Linked DNA regions of Homo sapiens: region 2 is linked to region 1. Evidence: read pairs that join two places in POLR2A ChIA-PET (ENCODE). Cell type or tissue: PC-9. All regions are shown on one strand. Each heading gives the region's core, and the rest is flanking DNA. Links, peaks and the distances in the headings are about the cores only.

The links. ChIA-PET counts read pairs that join two places held together with the same protein. Peaks named below come from ENCODE experiments on the same cell type or tissue, not always from the same donor. Only the 100,000 strongest peaks of a DNase experiment are listed, where the experiment ranks them.
Region 2: POLR2A ChIA-PET joins it to region 1 with 15 read pairs; 2 of 35 experiments call an interaction of 5 or more read pairs at or near these places.

The regions. Positions count from the first base shown.
Region 1 is chr1:87,601,808-87,604,728 of GRCh38, reverse strand. No RefSeq gene overlaps it. Among named protein-coding and RNA genes, the nearest start is that of LINC01364, 230 kb to the right of the region's middle. In PC-9, for the core only: no CTCF peak of the experiment used is centred there; no DNase peak of the experiment used is centred there.
Region 2 is chr1:87,527,568-87,530,488 of GRCh38, reverse strand. It overlaps LOC107985408 (a long non-coding RNA gene), which reads right to left. Exons shown (of 4, transcript XR_001737795.1): 4 at 1,876-1,909. LOC105378835 (a long non-coding RNA gene) reads left to right here and starts at 1,917. Exons shown (of 3, transcript XR_947567.2): 1 at 1,917-2,026. In PC-9, for the core only: no CTCF peak of the experiment used is centred there; no DNase peak of the experiment used is centred there.

The DNA of each region.
Region 1 (2,921 bases), core at 187-2,686:
AAGGAAATAAAATCAGTATGTTGGAGAGATAATCTGCACTCCCATGTTCATTGAAGCGTTATTCACAATAGCCTAGCTACAAAATCAATGGATGAAAAGATAAAGAAAATGTGGTAAATATACACAGTGGAATACTCTTCAGCCTTAAAAAAGGAAAGAAACCCTGTCATTTGTGACAACATAGATGCATGTGGAGGACGTTACATTAAGTGAAATAAGCTAGGCACAAAAAGACAAATATCACATGATCTCACTTGTATGTGGAATCTAAAGGTGAATTCATAGAAGCAGAGAGTAGAAGGGTGGTTACCAGATGAGTAGTGGTGGTGGGGCAGGAAGGGGTGGAGCAGATTAGAGAGATACTCGTCAGAGGATACAAAGTTTCTGTAAGACAGGAAAAATCAGTTTAAGGGATCTGTTGTACAAGAAGGTGACTCTAGTTAATAACACTGTATTGTATAGTTGAACATTGCTAAGAGAGTAGATTTTAAGTGTTCTCACCACATACGCACACAAAATGGTAAGTATGTGAGGTAATGGATATGTTGATTAGCTCGATTTAGCCATTCCACAATGTATACATATTCAAGACACCATATTGTACCCAAATGCAGCAAATATTTATCAGAAGCATTTTAGAAGCACAAAGCACTGCGATAGGAGCTCCAAACTGGGAGCATCTGTAAGTCACCAATTCTCAAGGCAGTAATAAGGATCAGAGAGATATCAAAAAGATATTATTTTACCTCTAAGCAAGGATTATGCTATTTACTCTGGTGCCTTCAGTTTGCAAATAAAATGACTAATCGTGAATAGATTCCCTCTTGAAATCTTTGAAGAGTTTCTTCCCCACTCCTGGCTTCCAACAACTGTGGAATCCTGGTAATGTGGGGGAGTGGGCAACTGGGAGGCAGAAGCTTATCTAATGCTGTAATTTGATAAGGTAGCCAGAAGCTACAGCACTAATATACCACTTTCTCTTAGTACCTGCAGAGCCTGTCTTTCTTAATCATTTCTTCCTGCTAAAAGGTTTAAAGCCAATCTTCATGTCTTAAGAATAAAAATGTCAGAACATTACCAATTTACTTGTCTTCTTTGATACCTTGGCTTAAAAGACCTGAATCTCATCAATGTTGGTCATTTATTATACATACCTGAGTGGTACTATTTCACTTAAATAAAGGAGGCCAGAGGCACTGGAGTTTAGAAACCAGGAGAAACAAACTAGAAACCACAGGATCCAACCCATGGTATAAAAATCTTAGTGGAAGAACCACTCTGGCAAATCTCTGCTTACTTTTGGCTTCAAGGGCTCATCTTTTTTTCTCTCACTCAGAGAATATAAAAATCTGCAGAATACAACATGCTAACCTTAACCTCCAAGGTAGAAACCTAGTGGCAACCCTTGCAATTTTTCAGTGGAAACTTGCTGTTTTAAATGGAAAGCTAGAGAAGATAAAACCACTCAAATCTTCCTCAATGACCCTGATATCGTATATTTCTTTTCTTTTCTTTTTTTTTTTTTTGAGACAGAGTCTTGCTCTGTCACCCAGGCTGGAGTGCAGTGGCGCGATCTTGGCTCACTGCAACCTCTGCCTCCTGGGTTCAAGCAATTCTCCTGCCTTAGCCTCCAGAGTAGCTGGGATTATAGGCGCGTGCCACCATGCTCGGCTAATTTTTGTATTTTTAGTAGAGACGGGGTTCCACACCATGTTGGCCAGGTTGGTCTCGAACTCCTGACCTCGTGATCCACCCACCTTGGCCTCCCAAAGTGCTGGGATTACAGGCGTGAGCCACCGCACCTGGCCAATTATCTTATATTTCACATGTTGTACATTTTACAGAGGGGCTAATCAAAAATCTAAGTTCTTTATGTTTAAATTGTAACTTTACATAGATAAGTGCAAATAAAAATAGTCATAAAGCTCTAGTAATACTAGTTAGATTCTTGTTTCTCAAAAATTTTAAGTATCTGAAAAAGGACTGTCCCATTTTGATTTGAATCCCAAATATGTAGCTTTGTCTTTTTCTTTTCATAGATGAATAGAAAAATATCTACTGCAATAGAACCATCCAAATTAGAATGAGACAATCATGGGCTGGCAATATGGAAGGAAATAAAGAAAGGATTAGCATGACAAACTTGGGTTTGGAGTCTCATATCCTTTCTAATGGCAGAGACCCAAGAGTCCTATTGAAACAATTTCCTTAAACTACCAATGGGAAAAAAATCTCTCTGGCTACTCCACTCCCCTCACCCTGGGTGCCAGGCCCCAGCTTGTTCACAGTTACCACCTCATCCCATCCCTAGCATCTACGTATAGCCAGACATCAGTGAGGAGGGCAACAGCAACAGAACCATGAGCACTGATAATGATACCTGGTCCTATGGAGGACACTACACCCTGAATCAAAACCAGAAGTGGGTGCAATGTGAAAATAAAGGGAGGTGTGCCATTCAGAAAGACACAGTTTAGATGAAAACCCATTTCAAATGTCCCAGTAGAACAACTATGGAGGAAAATTAATGAAAACATGTTTCCTTGCTCTATTAAATCAGTAAATCCCAGAAATATGGAATCTTTTTCATGTATCAGATATGGATACGTACTACTGAGGAATGTTTATTTCCTAGACAAGCTATCCTCTTGCTATGTGCTGTATATCACAATGCAGTGAAATTTTAATACAGGTGAAATTTGACCCTTTAAAGAAAATGTTAAGTAAAATCAAAATTGATAGTATTATTACTATTAATAAAACACATTTATTTTATTAAGGAAGTTTAATTATACAGCCATGCGTCTTTTAAAGATGGTGATAGATTCTGAGAAATTCATCCTTAGATGATTCTGTCATTGTTCAAACATCATAGAATGTACTTACACAAACCTAGATGGTATAGCCTAGTACAGACCTAG
Region 2 (2,921 bases), core at 226-2,725, 74 kb after region 1:
AACTTGTTCTGAGTGGAAGAGGAGTTTCAGGGAACACAAAGGAAGAATCCATTGAGTAATTAGGAGACCGTTTATAATCTTTAAAAAGTGTCATTTCTGGCCCTTACAACAGTCTGGGCCTTCTCGTGTGCCATGTCAGGACTGAACATGATATAGCCAACTGTGGACTGCAGGATCCCAGAGCGGGCTCCCTCAGCCACAGCAAGCCTGTGAGCTTCCTCCTGTTCACCCAGCTCAGCTTCCTAGTGCCATACTCGCTGCACACACACCCCTACCTTCATGCCCATTTTTGATATTTCTGGTTTGGCAACCTGTTTTATGCAACCATTTCATCAGACTAAGAGAGCAAATGTGGACACCTTGTAACCGGTTGTTCCTTTGGAAAACATCAATTAATGTCCTTTCAAGCTGAAAGCTACATATAAGTAGTGACATTGAGTAGAATACAAAGAACGTGTCCATTCTTGTGTGAACCAAGTAAAATTAACCAAGCAAAAGGTTTTCTTTCCCACAAATAAGAATGTTTTATTTCAACCCGTGCACTATTGTTCTTAAGATGACAAATGTAATAATAGGTGAATCGAAGCCTTTTAACATAGAAAAATTAACAGATACTAGATTGCTGACTGCCTCTATGTACTTCTCAAACTTAAAAATTTTGTCAAACTCCTAGAAAACTGAAGTTAGAACAATAATTTTAAAGAAAGTTAAACTTCAGATTGACTTCCTTAGAAACTCAATGAGAAAGCAGAATTTATTTCTCAGTGTTTTTGGTTTGTTTTTTCTTTTGGGGCTAGAAATTATTTTGATGTTGTGAAATTATATCCAGTCTCATGATTGTGCTAATAAGCTCTACTTTGGTAAAGAACAGATATTTTGTAATAGCTTGTCCAGAATCACCTTAGAAACGTGTGTAGCAATTACTATGTGCCAGACCACTGTTCAAATGTTTTATATATATTGACTCATGTAATCCTTATACAACCTAGAAGTGGGAGGTGACAACGTGCTAGCAGCCCTCACTCGCTCTCGGCGCCTTCTCGGCCTCAGAGTCCAATGGCTCTGGACGCGCTTGAGGAGCCCTTCAACCCGCTGCTGCGCTGTGGGGGCCCCTCTCTGGGGCTGGCCGAGGCAGGAGCCGGCTCCCTCTGCTCACGGGGAGGTGTGGAGGGAGAGGAACGTCTGGGAGCCAGGGCCGCAAGCGGCACTCAGGGGCCTGCGCGGGTTCGGGTGGGCCGGGCTCAGAAGGCCCCGCGCTCAGCGCAGCCAGCCGGTGCCTGCTGGGCTTGATCAGGAGATGAGTTCCCTCTGGGCTGCCAGAGTGCCTGGGCTAGGTGCTGCAAAGTCCTATAGCGACTGCCATTGAGAAGTGAAGCCGGCTAGGCTTCTGGGTCAGGTGAGGACCTGAAGAACGTTTCTGTCTAGCTGAAGGTTTGTAAACGCACCAATCAGTGCTTTGTCAAAACGGACCCATCAGCTCTCTGTAAAACGGACCAATCAGCTCTCTGTAAAATGGACCAATCAGCTCTCTATAAAATGGACCAAGCAGTAGGATGTGGGTGGGGCCAGATAAGGGAACGAAAGCAGGCCTCCCAAGCCAGGAGCGGCAAACTGCTGGGATCCATTTCCATGCTGTGGACTCTTTGTGCTTTGCTCTTTGCAGTAAATCTTGCTGCTGCTCACTTTTTGGGTCTGCACCACCTTTATGAGCTGTAACACTCACCGCGAAGGTCTGCAGCTTTACACCTGAAGCCAGGGAGACCACGAACTCATCAGGAGGAACGAACAACTCCAGACGCGCGGCCTTTAAGAGCTGTAACACTCAACGCGAAGGTCTGCAGCTTCACTCTTGAAGTCAGCGAAACCGCAAACCCACCAGAAGGAAGAAACTCCGGACACATCTGAACACCTGAAGGAACAAACCCCGGACACACCATCTCTAAGAACTGTAACACTCACCGCCAGGGTCCGCGGCTTCATTCTTGAATCAGTGAGACCAAGAACCCACCAATTCCAGACACAGAAGGTTGGTATTCAGAGAGCTTGTGTAACCTATCCAAGGTCATACAGCTAAACAGGTGGCAGTGCTAGCATTTGAACCCAAATAGTGTGCCTCCAACAGCTCTAGTATATAAAGCATGTCTTGTAAGTAAATATCCTATTTTTTGCTTTGACTTTCATGATTGTTTTATCAATGTTTATTTAGAGATTTGATGATCCTCAGGTGTCAGTTATTCCTCTGCCACTTGAACTCCCTTCCCCCTTGGTTCTCGCTACCTGCATTTCCAGTCTGCCTGTCAAATAGTTAATGATCTGCATACAAACACTTTCATGAACTAGTGGAACTCAGCCTTTAAAAGAATCCTAGGGGAATTCTTTAAAGACTCTTTTACAGTATGAATAATCATCCCTTAGTTTATTCATCTGTAAATTTTTGGTTTCACATAGTACATTTTCTTCAGGCAGGGCCAACCACATTGCTTTTTAAACTCTTAGATAGATCAGCTTTGCTTTGTCATTTTGTGATCCAAGAAAGCCAATTATTTTAATGTCCACATCAACTATTCTCCTTTTAGAATTTATGAAAGTGAAAAATATGTAGCCCAAAAACTCTTTGTTAGAGAATATTTCTCATGAAATGGGAATTTTAGCCCTTCTTCTTACTTAGAGTACTTATTTGTTCAGTCGCAAGACAATGAAAATAAAATTTAAGTCTCCAAAATATTATTTCTATCCATTTAATTTTATCAGGCCAGACCAACTTTTCTCAGCAGATCAAATTAAATTTTTATATCGACTTTTCACTTTTATGTTGAGAAAATTTGTTATTCTATATCCATAGACTTTTGAGCAAATATCACCTAACTCTGATTGCTGTAATCTCCTCTGGCTGGTCTACCAGCTCTAAGAGACCTGCTTTC